Regions from separate parts of the Homo sapiens genome. Here region 1 is linked to region 2. Evidence: chromatin contacts called from ENCODE POLR2A ChIA-PET data. All regions are on one chromosome and are shown on one strand. The core of a region is the stretch at or near the end of the contact, and the rest is flanking DNA. Distances in the headings are between cores, read along the strand shown.

What was found. ChIA-PET counts read pairs that join two places held with the same protein, here RNA polymerase II (POLR2A).
Region 1: POLR2A ChIA-PET joins it to region 2 with 18 read pairs in activated CD4-positive, alpha-beta T cell. The contact joins two enhancer-like sites. POLR2A ChIA-PET finds 5 or more read pairs at or near these places in 2 of 52 experiments (activated CD4-positive, alpha-beta T cell and activated T-cell).

Annotation. Positions count from the first base shown.
Region 1 is chr5:39,194,131-39,200,844 of GRCh38, reverse strand. All of the region lies in intron 2 of FYB1 (FYN binding protein 1), which reads left to right. Among named protein-coding and RNA genes, the nearest start is that of FYB1, 22 kb to the left of the region's middle. RefSeq lists an enhancer at 6,004-6,298. Within about 2 kb of position 2,569, at least 3 of the 41 ENCODE cell types and tissues checked have a DNase peak (open chromatin) inside an H3K27ac peak, as active enhancers do.
Region 2 is chr5:35,829,303-35,835,624 of GRCh38, reverse strand. No RefSeq gene overlaps it. Among named protein-coding and RNA genes, the nearest start is that of IL7R, 24 kb to the left of the region's middle. Within about 2 kb of position 4,889, at least 3 of the 41 ENCODE cell types and tissues checked have a DNase peak (open chromatin) inside an H3K27ac peak, as active enhancers do.

The DNA.
Region 1 (6,714 bases), core at 1,320-3,819, 3.4 Mb before region 2:
CCACACTACTTGTAGTCGCATCTTTCTCCTTACCGAAGTATGGTCTAGTTAAAGCAATTCTAAGCCTAAAGGTTGTTTTTCGTTTTTGCACTGTAGAAACATCTTGCGATATGTTATCTTCCTGAGTTCAGTATTCTCCTTGTTCGTAAACAGCTTAGTGATCAAGTCCTCTGCTAATTCAAACACACAGAAAGCAAGTTTGGAATGATCCCATGACCATCTGTCTTCCAGAAAGGTTCATCCTTGTTTCACATTGCATCTCCTCCTCATCTGTCATCTTGTTTCATTACCAGGTCATAATTCAGAACTATTATTTTTGTGAGACTTTCTAAAAGGTCCCTTATTTCTCTTATTTCTTCACCTCGGATAAAAAATTTAGTATTATGACCTCCATTTTATGGCTGTGACTTCACACCAGGGAAGGAGTTCTGATGTTAGGCAGAAATCCCTGGGAACTTTCTTCCATCTTTGTTTCACTCCCGCTCCAGTGTGGGTGGTGGCAGAGCATGGTGGTAACACATGTTGCCCGGTGTCACGCTTTTCAGTGAGTTGCCACAAATGCTAACCAAGTCCTCTTTCTGACTCTGAAGGCCTGACAAGGTCTGATTTTTAGTGAAGTAAAGCTACAAGGGACCCAGGCAGAACTGCAGAGCAGACGGAGTTTATCCTTGTTCTCCTTCTCCTCTCCTTTGCAACCCTCCCCTGCTCCTGAATGCTTCCTCACTGTCAGTAGCCCATGCCACAGTTCACATTTTAAATCCTGTCATCAGTGTAACCCCCTCAACATCTGATGCCTTGAGATGTATTATGCTCCAAAATGTATCCTGTTCTCTATTCATTCACCTCTTCCACAAATCAAAACTCAATCCCTCTTAATCTAGATTGACCTCATTTGATATCTGGATTAAGCAATCTGATTCATAACTTTAAACTCTGAATAATACCCCTTTAAAGCATTCACCTTTTTAAAAAGCATTTGAATTCTTTTATCTTTTAAGTAGAAATTACATTCTGACTGAAAAAGCAGTAAGTGTAAAATGGTGTACAGTGAAGCTACCTTTAACCCTTGTCTGCCACTTTCTGGGTCTTTCCAGCCCCTACCCCATAGAAACCACTCTTCTTAATTTCTTATATGTCCATCTGAAGTTTCTTTATGTTCACAGAAGCAAATATGAACATAAATACTACCCCCCACCCCGGCTTTTTACTCATGAAGTAGAATATTATGTGCAATGCTCTGATCCTTGTATTTTTAAAATAAATAAATCCTGTATATCTTTCCACATTTTAATAAAGAGTAACTGATTATTCTCTAGAGTTGCATAATACTTCAGTAAATGGGTGACAAGCTTAATCAATTTAACAATTTGTGTTGTTTCCAAAAGCGTTCTTTTGCAACAATACTGCAGAAAATAAACTCGTGTATGTGTCATAAAGTAAGCATTTATTTTCTGAACACAAAGTTTTTTAAGTCAGGTCTGCTGACTCTTGATCCTGCCACTGCTATTTTTCTTAAACAATGCTAGAAATACTAAGTAATTTACCATTTCATTTAGGAAGGTTAAAATATATCAGAATTAGAAAGTATATGTTCATTTTATATAACTGGATAAGCAATATAAAGAAAAGAATTAAATTTCTGTTGTAGCAAAATTTTTTAAAATTCTGAAATTCTATTTTTTATAATTCTGGAGTATGTAAGTAGAAAATAAATAATTATTAAATAATTAAATAATAATATACATATACGTATACATAAACATGTGGTATATTGTACGTACAGTCTTTAGATGGGAAAATTCTTTATTAAGTGTAATTATCGCCCCCATTTCACAAATGAGTGTTGAGATGTGACATAACCAAATCATATATCTGAGGCTAAAATCCAAGTCTTCAGATTGCAAGTTTAATACTTTCTCCATGTACCATCGTGCCCCTGTATGTATGTTTGCATGTTTATGTTTAAAGCATAAGTGTATTATTTATTTATATAGAATATATATGCAGATATTCCTTGACTTGTGATCGGGTTACATCCTTATAAACATTCTTAAGTTGGAAATATTATAAACTGAAAACACGTTTAATATACCTAACTACCAAATGTCATAGCTTAGCCTAGCCCACCTTAAACATGCTCTGAACACTTACATTAGCCTACAATTGGGCAAAATCATCTCACACAAAGCCTATTTTATAATAAAGTGTTGACTATCTCATGTAATTTATTGAATACTGTACCATGGTTTCTACTGAATGCATATTGCTTTTGTACCATCATAAAGTCAAGTAATCATTAATTTGAACTGTCATAAATAGGGCACCATCTGTGTATGTATACATATTATTACTAATATGTACATGGGATTTTAACTTTTTTCAAAGGACTTTCAAAATGTTTATGTCTTTTATTACTTATAATGTCCCATGAATTAGATACAGCAGTTTAATGAACCCATTTTAAACCAATGTGCAGAGTTGCCAGGTTATCTATTAGTAATGTTATTAATGGTACAGAGCCTAGCATGAGAGTTGTTTGCCATATAATGTAGACTTCAAAGTCAGTGGACCTGGGGTTTAAGCATGACTAATGTACTAGCTATGTGACCTTCGCTTTACCTCTTTCCGTGTATGTCTTTCTTCATTTGAAAAAACGAGTATAATACCACCTACTTCGCCAGCACATTATAATCACTACATGAGATTCGTTGTAAGTGCTTAATACAGAATTTGACATATAATAGTATCAAAATAAGTGAGCATTGTCTATAATTTTATTACTTTTATTAGCATTAAAATTTTATCACCAGCCCCATGATATTCTGATCATCTTATAGTATAAATCATTTTATATTATACTATATTATTCTAGGAATCATGAAACTGCATTTTACTTACTTCTGTTTGTAATATAGAAATGTATTTGTGATTTATGATGCCAGAGTCAAACAATGATTGTTGGAAGAGAGGTTTCCCACCAGAAGTCCATGAAATTTCTGCGCTCAGATGCCTCCTTCCCTACAGCAAAGGCTGGTAGAGAGCAGTAGGCGGCACCCAAGTGGCACTAGGTCACAAGTGCCCCCAGATTTTGCCATCTCCTACTGGCTGAAGCCAAGCGAAGGCATCTGACTCAGCCAAGCAGAGGTGGAGAGGCTGCAAAGCCAGTATAGATGGCTGTTATCCCAAGACACTGGTATTATCAAAGGCAGTTTTCGAAGGTCATTGTTTCCAGAGTGCATTTGCTTTCCCCATTACCTGTCAACCTGGAAGAAATAAATAAATGTGGCCAATGGATTTGCTCTGGATTATGATTGGCCACAGCTGCTTAGATTGGCAACTTCCAGGGAAAATGCTTCTTAGTGTGCTGCTACAGACCCTAAAATTTTTTGAGATTGGAGTTTTTACATGAACTCCAACAAAAAATGCCCTAAACACACCTGACTAGGCATGAATTTTCATATAACAGGGCTTCCAGATAAATTATTTGCTGCATGGTATAATTAGAAAATTATTTATTTGCTTGTAATAAAATGGGAAAGAAGAGAGATTCTATGCTTTAGAAAAAATGAGATTCTATTACTAAATATTTATTCACTAAGATTTAATAGTTATTGACGGGAGCAAAATGAAATGCCTTGCTCAGTGAATGCAGAGACTCCAAAAAGACTATTTTTTCTTGTTAGAAGTAATTATACTAGTGTTCAAATTAACAAACATTCATCTAATAACTCTATATGCCTTTTAAACTAATACTGTTTTCATAGCCTTCTACCTCATTTCTTCCTTTCCAGGTTCTCATCCAATTCTTTAAACCTCTTCCCCAGATATACCCTCCATCTCATCATCTTTGCCCAATGTATTAACTGTTAAAAATATTCATCATTTATTGAGGACTTGCTATATACCACATACACATTATGCCGTTTATTCCTCTCAAGCCATGAATAGGAATTCTATGAGTAAACTAAAGCTCAGAGAGGTTAGGTAACTTGCCCAAAGGCATAACATGACTAAACAAGGCTGGGGTCAATCTCATGTCTTTCTGATTCCGCAGACTGTGTTCCCACCCGCATTCCACTTCCTCGTGCTGGGCTGCCTCTCTTCAAACACAGAATATCACAAGACAATGAATCAAGCATAAATGAAACTCCCAAAATCCTCATTCCTCTCCCTTTCTGTGGCCTTTGGTTGAAACATGCCTTTTGTTTGTTGTCTGTTTTGTAAATACCACTATAAGCTCCATGAAGACAGAAGCCAGTCTGCTTGCCATTCTCTCATTTGGAGTACAAAAGTAATATAAATTTTTGTTAGCTTCTCAAGTTTATTCTTTCACAGAATTCTATTTAACCAGACCGGGTGCGGTGGCTCATGCCTGTAATCCCAGCACTTTGGGAGGCCGAGGCGGGCTGAACACCTGAGATCAGGAGTTCAAGACCAGCCTGGCCAACATGGCGAAACCCCAAAAATACAAAAATTAGCCAGGCATAGTGGTGCGCACCTCCCAGCTACTCAGGAGGCTGGGGCAGGAGAATCATTTGAACCCAGGAGGTGGAGGTTGCAGTGAGCCGAGATTGCACCACTGCACTCCAGCCTGGGTGACAAAGCGAACCCTATCTCAAAAAAAAAAAAAAAAAAAGAAAGAATTATATTTAACTAGAATTTATTTACTCCCAGATTTTGTTCAGTATTAGATTTTAATACTCTATAGCTTAGCAATTGTTTTAACACAATAGATAACCCCTGCCAGTAGACTTGTACTCAACTGAATGGAGCTTGGACACAAAATAAATGTTATAAGAGAGGGTCTATCTTGCAGATCTATTGAGCTCCCTTCCTTGTAAACTGTAAGCTTGACTCTAACATGTTGCTTTCTGATCATGAAGCTAAATTTTTTTTTCCTAAGAACAATTTAAGGTTACAAAAGACTAAACGTTTTTTTTAAAAAAACCCAAAATATCAAAATATTCTCTGAACTAACCTTTCCTTTGCTTCCTTTTGGGTCCTGAGCCAGTTCTGAAAGGGCTTCTTCCCATGTGTCAACACAATGCCTCACCAAAGTTTGGGTTCATAAGAATCCCTGGCCTGACTATTGGTTTGCATGTATGATTTAGTAAAAACCTGCTGGGAAATATTCAGTTTGACCCTTTTTTCTAGTCTTGTTCTTAATACTGCTGAGAGACCAAGACTGATTTTTTCCATATGTTAGCTATAGGAATGATCAGTTAAGCACCTTGACAGCAACAGGTGTAAGGCGAGGGCCCCAGAGGGCATTAACAAAAGACTGATGGCCCCCTCCTCATCTGTGTATGTATCATTTAACTAATCCAGCCTACAACAACTTGAAACCAAAAGGTGCCTGGGCTATTTTCACCAGCAAGTAACTTGTTTCCAGGAGTGGGTAAGATTTTCCTTCACAGGCCCCAAAGCTATCACCTTTCTTTTTCCCCCCATTCTCCTTTTATGTGTACTCTCTTAACATGACCTTATTAGATATTTACATATTGAAAACTGTTTTATATCAGCATGTGGCAGTATTTTCCAAATTGTTGCTCCTAGCCACCACAGGGAAAAAGGATTCTATGTTCACATTTTAGAAACGTAGCGGTAAGTGCTATTCTTTAAAGCAAGATTTCTCCAAGTATTAATATGTCACTGTGCACTGGGAACGTAAGAACATGATACAAAAAGAAGAGATCCCGGGATGCTTTGACTGAAACGGCTCACAGACTGGACTATTACAGGACACTGAATCACTGGAGGCAAAGCTCTCTCATACACAGACTGGAATTTGGAGTTGCTCAACGGCGTGGTTCAGCTTCGGGTAACAGCCAGGCCCTCAGCACACCCTGCACGCTCGTTCTCCCAGGACCTGGTGCACACTTTGTGGCTGGTGTCACTCTTCTTTTTACTCCAGCCCGAGCCCAATTTATTCCACCCACCCTCCTTAATCCCTGAAAAAGCAGTTGTCCAGAAGACCTCCAGGGCTTCTTCCTTCTGGTGCATGTTGACGTGTCTGAGGAACACACTTACTATTAATCAGGCAGCTTACCTGGGTTTAACCCCATAATCGAAATGCCTCAGAAAGACTCTCTTCCCTTAACCACACTGTCCCTGGTCAAATTTTACGAACTACCCCTATTAATCTTCCCTCTTTGAAACTTCTTTCTTCTGCTCTTCTAAGATAAGCCAGCAAACAAACTGTTCCCTCTTGTTTCCTATCCCAGCAGCATCCGTTGGTCTTTTTTAATGCAAGATATCCTCCCTTCCTTCCTTCCTTCTTTCCTTCCTTCCTTCCTTTTTCTGTCTTTCTTTTTTATTTTTTGAGACAGGGTCTTGCTTTGTCACTCAGGCTGGACTGCAGTGGCACAATCACAGCTCACTGCAGCCTTGAACTCCTGGGCACAAATCCCTCCACTTCAGCCTCCCGAATAGCTGGGACTACAGGCACATATTACCACGTCCAGCTTTAGTATTTTTTAAATTTTTTGTAGAGACAGAGTCTTGCTTTGTTGTCCAAGATGGTCTAAAACTCCTGGCCTCAAACAATCCTCCTGCCTCAGCTTCCCAAAGTGCTGAGATTACAGACATGAGCCACTGCACCCAGCTAATGTTTCATTTTTATAAGCAGTCTACATGGTCTTTATTTCAAGATTCTGGCATTTAAATTTACTGTGGAGAAGTATGCAGACAACCTAAATTTCCCTCTTTGAAAAT
Region 2 (6,322 bases), core at 3,640-6,139:
CCCTTAAAGAGCTGAATGAATAAATGCATGGACATGCGGCTCACTATCTATCACTGGCATCCTCGTCATCATTGTCATCATCATCATCATTATCACGATCATCATTGCTAACACATGCAGGGATCTTCATCCTATTTCATTTAATTATTACAACAACCTTATTTCCTAGGAAAGAAAACTGAGGCTTTGAGATTTAAATAATATTCCTGGAGTCACACTGCCATTTTAAGAAAGATGTAAGTTCATATGATTTCAAACCCAGGCTCTTCATGACTACATGAATATGTCTCTGAGAATACAACTTCGAAATTATATGTGTAGGAAGGAGCCAAACCTTAAAAGTTAGTCTGGGCCTTGAAAAGACTCTTTCAAAATCATCTCAGTAAAAGAAAACTCCCCAATCCTGTGTCCAAGGAAGAGACTCCTTTGGCTCCCTGGCATTCTACTCTGATGCCGCATAGTCCGCTGTGGTGCACATTCTAGTTGCCCCTCTGCTGCATTTCCATGGCCTCTTGGGGACTCACTACAATGGGGATGGGTGGGCAATGACCTGTTCTAGTCTGTGTCCTTCAGTAAGTAGGAAGTTCACTGAAGAGAGTCTTGATGTCCGAAACTGCCTGGAGCTTCATTTGAGGTCTTCTAGTTCAATCTCTTATAAAAGTTGACTGAATAAAGAAAGCTTGGGCCGGGTGCAGTGGTTTACGCCTGTAATCCCAGCACTTTGGGAGGCCGAGGTGGTCGGATCACTTGAAGTCAGGAGTTTGAGACCAGCCTGGCCATCACAGTGAAACCCCGTCTCTACTAAAAATACAAAAATTAGCCAGGAGTGGTGGCATACAGTTGTAGTCCCAACTACTCGGGAGGCTGAGGGAGGGGAATCGCTTGAACCCGGGAGGCGGAGGTTGCAGTGAGCCGAGATTGCGCCACTGCACTCCAGCCTGGGTGACAGAGTGAGACTCCAACTCAAAAAAAAAAAAAAAAAGAAAGAAAAAAAACTTGAAAGTAAAGCTAATTTGTTTATGCAGTAGTTTAAGTTCATTTTCTTTTGTTGAAGTCAGTAAAACATAAAAAAAATGCTACTCATGGCTTTTCAGAGGCATCTTCACATACATGAAAAAACATTACTAAATTACACACACACCTTTCTTTCAGGAAGAATAATCTCAGATCCTCTATGTTTTTATTACTGTGTCATCTCTCAGCCCTCTAGCTATCTGAATGGTTCTCCTCTAACATTTCTCCAAGTTGTTCTGCCCTGGCTTAGTTTAAGATCATGGATTTGGGATGCCAGCAAATGTCTTTCAGCACTGACTCTCTTGAGAGCCCTACCATGTTTTCTATAATCTGAAAAAGACTCCTGTACCTTCTAGGAGAGCAAATGCACATGCTGATGCCACTTCAGTGGAACAAATCAGAAAAAAGTAATCTTTCAGGTTTTCAGAAACAAGGTAGTTTCTGATTTAAAATTTTCAAATAATGAAAATGGGTTGACTTCAAGTTTTAAAAGATTGGGTTAATTAATCATCCTGGTTCGATTTACCCTCACATTCTTATTTCAGTTCTCAATGAAAGGAAGCCATAATCTTGAACATGTTTTTGCCCATCTTTCTTCTTCCTTGGTCCCTTCCCCGTTTTTTTTTTTTTTGCAGGTAACTCACAATTGGCTCAGTTCTGGCTGGCTGTATCTATTCCTTTCTTGGTTATATTGTGGTAAGTTACTTTGTCAAAGAATCAGTATTTTAACCATTGCAGGCAGCATCTTGATGTTTCCTGATAATATATCAACATGCTTGTTTGAACAACAACAACAAAAATGTGTTCAGGTAGGAAACTTTAGAGAAATTAGGTTTTCCATTTACATAGTTTAGATAGCAGTTCTGTCTTGACACATCAGCTTTTATTTTTGTGATGCACCAGAAGTTCACTTTGTTTTAGCCACTTTGAGGTAGTGGTGCTCTGTGAGACTGAGTTTTCAGATAAGTTGAAATTAGTCTTGTTTTCCCAGGCAATGAAAACACAATAAAAGTCTTGAGCCAATTTTGCATTGAAATAAAAATGATTTCCTACACCCCTCTTCTGCTTGGTTTCTGAAGTCCAGTTCACCCTCAGCCTTTTATTTCTGTAGACCCACTACCTTCTGAGCTGTGAGCCCACATATGTTCTAAGTCAGCACTTTGGGCCAGAATCATGCTGATAGCAACTTCTGCTTACGGATACAGTTGGTCTTGAACAAATTACGGGAACAAAGAGCTTTGTTTAATCTGACACTCTACTTGTGGTTTATAGGTGTTAAAAACATTTTTCCCAATAAGGGAACACCCAAAATACATGCAATCAGCCCATTGGCAATTATAGAATAAAAATGAATGGATGTATGGTTTATCTGGATAATTTTAGATATTATAAATGATAAGATCCTTCAAAAGCTTAATCGAGTGTCACTTTGAGTTGCATTTCCATATGTCCTAAATAAAGATCATTTTATGTGCAGCAGCGTTCAATACCAAAAGCATGATATCCTGGCAATGTTGCAATACTTCATAAAACACCAGATAATCTGATCAAATCCTACAAACAGCTTTTTAATTCAGAGATTTGTTTAAAAGTTCGTTTAGATTTGAGTCATCATTGTAGTAAAAAGGAATCAATTGGTTATCTGAGAGGAGATGAGTTTACTAAAGTAGCAACTTGATTCTTGGTGATAATGAGTCAACACTCAGGGAGAAAAAAAAAAGGATCATGGAAAAAGATGACACTATCTGAAAAACAGAGGATAGGATTTTGTAGTAGCATTTTCTGTCATTTTGCTCTTGTTTGATTGAAGAGACAATTCTATAATGATTTAAATTCATGTTCCCTCTTGATAAATGTTTCAGAGAAACCTTATATGATTGAAAATAGGTCAGCCAGTGTTGGTAAGTGATTTGCAATTGTTCAACACATTCCCATCGAAGTAGGTCAGATTAGTGTCCTGCTAAGCACGAGTATATTTGTTTAAAAAGGTGTTCAGTTCTAAAAATAAAAATCTATGTAACATTTGAATGAAAACAAGGAGAAAAAATTTAGAACTACATAGTCCTCCCTTTATACTGATTAAATATAAGTTACAGTCCATTCAAATGGAATCAGGTACAATGAGAAGACCAGACAGCTGGGCTTCAAGCCAGGATAGAAACAGATGAGATGATTACAATAACAGTAGAAATTGCCTTTAAAGCAAAATATCATTATTGTGGCATCAAATAATTCAGAATTTTAGTAAATCAGGTAACTTAGAGGGAAGTTTAATTAGGTACTAGCAATAAAGAAAACGATTCCAAGGTTAAAACACAGTTAAACCAACCAATAAACAAAAAACATGATAGAGCATGATTAAGAGATCAACTTATTTCACAAGTATTTGCAATTGCTTTAGAACCAACAACATTGATATGTGAATTTAATATTGTTATTTACTGCATTTCACTAACCTATGATGATATTAATTGTAAGGTTCATTTCAATCCCAAAGATGTTAACTCTGAAAAGAATAATCTTCTGAAAAAATGTTCTTTAATCAGAAAGCACATTTGTCATCCTAGTTCTTATTATCATATATGTTTGATGTTTGAAGATAATAGAATTGTACAATAGAATTGTACTTCTTGGAGACTATTATATTGCTTATGCCATTGCTGTGAAGTTATGAGAGAGGGACACACATGTTGCAAAGCATATGTCTCGTGTGTGACAAATTTGATGTTTTATCACAGGGTGTCCCGCCCAATCTGTGGCTCACACTATGTCCCCAGTACTGTTTGGCTGCATTTCCAGAAGCCAGCAACAGGACTAGAATCCATGTTTCCAATGGACCCTTTAATTCTTGAGAAGCTGTGGAGGAGATAGAGTGACACTTTATCTCTTTGGTCTCTTCTTAGCTTGTAGCGGCTAATGCCTTATGACGGAAGAGTGAGCCTGGACACTTACTGCCTAGTTCCAGGTCAGTATTTGGCTGGAAAGAGAAGTTACTATGGATCAGAGGCTGTGGTTCTCCTAATTGCTCTTAGTAATGGCCATCACCACTTCATCCATGCAGGCTTGGGTACTTCCTGTCTACTTGGTGGATAACATTTGATTCCTAAAGATGGAGTGAGAATGACATAAAGTTATTTGCCAAGGAAGAGCAAATGTTTACACTTACTTGACACCTGAAACCCTTAGAATGCTAACTGAAGCAGACTTTCCTTAGCTAACTGTAGGTAAATATTATACTACCCACCAACACTATTGTATGAAAGATTACTGCAGGTAACAAGAAAAATGAGACAAGGAAGACTGTCTTTGTGCTAATCCATGGTTAGAACCTTCCTTTAGGAAGGAATCTTCTTAGAAGAGAAGGAAGCACATAGTAGATGTTTTGGATATCTAGATATCTTACTACTTTTCAATTTCTCATAAAAATAAACATTTTGGGTGACAGCACCTGATGTATCAGATTATGTATTTGTTTAGATCAAACAGCTTTGTCATTGAAGTGAACTAAGATCTGTTCCAGAGCTTCCAAAGAGAAAGAATTGGAAACCTATGCTGTTTTTCATTTCTGAAATGGTTAAAGCATTGCCCTGGACTATAAAACTGGGACTGTGGCTTGGAAACAATCTTTGATATTATCTGAAAATCTTCAAAACAAAATGCAAGTATGGCCGTATTTTTTTTTCTAGCTGATCTGCCATATGTGTATTTTGGCTGTCTGTCTGATTGTGCTCAGATGTGGGTAGTGGTAGGGAGGAAAAAATAATGTTTCTTAACTCTGAGGATAAAAAGACTTCAAACTGTGTGCCTCTCACATCCTTTGGTAATCTGCCCCACATTCTGCACCGTGATGTGGGATATAGATACTGCTAATTTGGTGTTTATTTCTTCGGAGTGGGGGTTGGGGAGTAAAATGGGGAGAACAAGCATTAAAGAGGAAGGTGTTGCGGATAGGTGGCAGTTTCTGAGCTCAATGAAGAGGAGTCAGGTGCTAACTCTCAAAGCAGAACTCAAGGAGCTTTAATCACTATTATTACTTAAGTAATAATAGACACTATAAGGTGCCTGCTGTTAGAAGTAACTGATATGGGGTGATCCCAGATCATCACCTTCCTGGTCATTATTAAAATATCAATCTTCACTGTCATTTCTTTTTTCTACTCAGAGCAATGAAACTGAGAGATACTATGTAGGCAGCAATGATCTAAGCAGGAATTCTCAAACCTTCATCTCAAAGTCATTTGAAGTAAGTTAAGAAGGAGGACATGTTTTGAGGACATTGAAGTCTCATGTTTTACCTTAAAATGTGTGTGTGTGTATATATATATATATATATATATATATATATATATATATATAGTGCTTGATGGCATATATAGGTTTCTTAAAAATAAAAAGAATAAGATGGCTGGGCGCAGTGGCTCACTCCTATAATCCCAGCACTTTGGGAGGCCAAGGCGGGTGGATCACCTGAGGTCAGGAGTTCGAGACCAGCCTGACCAATATGGTGAAACCCCATCTCTACTAAAAATACAAAAATTAGCCCAGCAAGGTGGCATGTGCCTGTAGTCCCAGCTACTTGGGAGGCTAAGACAGGAGAATTGCTTGAACCCAGGAGGCGGAGGTTAGAGTGAGCTGAGATCTCGCCACTGCACTCCAACCTGGGTGACAGAGCAAGATTCCGTCTCAAAACAAACAAACAAACAAAAAAAAACGCCAAGGTTTTCCAATTTCTCTCTCTCTCTCTCTTTTTTTTTTTTTTTTGAGTTGGAGTCTCACTCTGTTGCCCAGGCCCGGGTACAGTGGTACGATCTCGGCTCACTATATCCTCTGCCTCCCAGGCTCAAGAGGTTCTCTTGTCTCAGCCTCCTGAGTAGCTGGGATTACAGGTGTGAGCCACCACACCTAGCTAATTTAGTAGAGACAGGGTTTCACCATGTTGGCCAGGCTGGTCTTGAACTCCCGACCTCAAGTGATCGGTCCACCCTGGCCTTCCAAAGTGCTGGGATTACAGACATGAGTCACTGCACTAGGCCCTCAATTTCTTTATGTATAAAGATACACATACACCCCTAATTTTACATGAATGTGATATTAAACATGCTATTCAAATGCAGTTTTCCTCTCATTTTTTTTGTTTGTTTGCCCTTTCATGCACAATAATCTTTTATCCTCTAAATTCAGGCTAATAACTTAGAGCATATCTTACATATTTTTCTATATGCTGACAGAATCATATATAGCATATACACATCTATGAGTATAGACACTACACACATTCATATATGGAAAGACAAACAAATGCATTTAA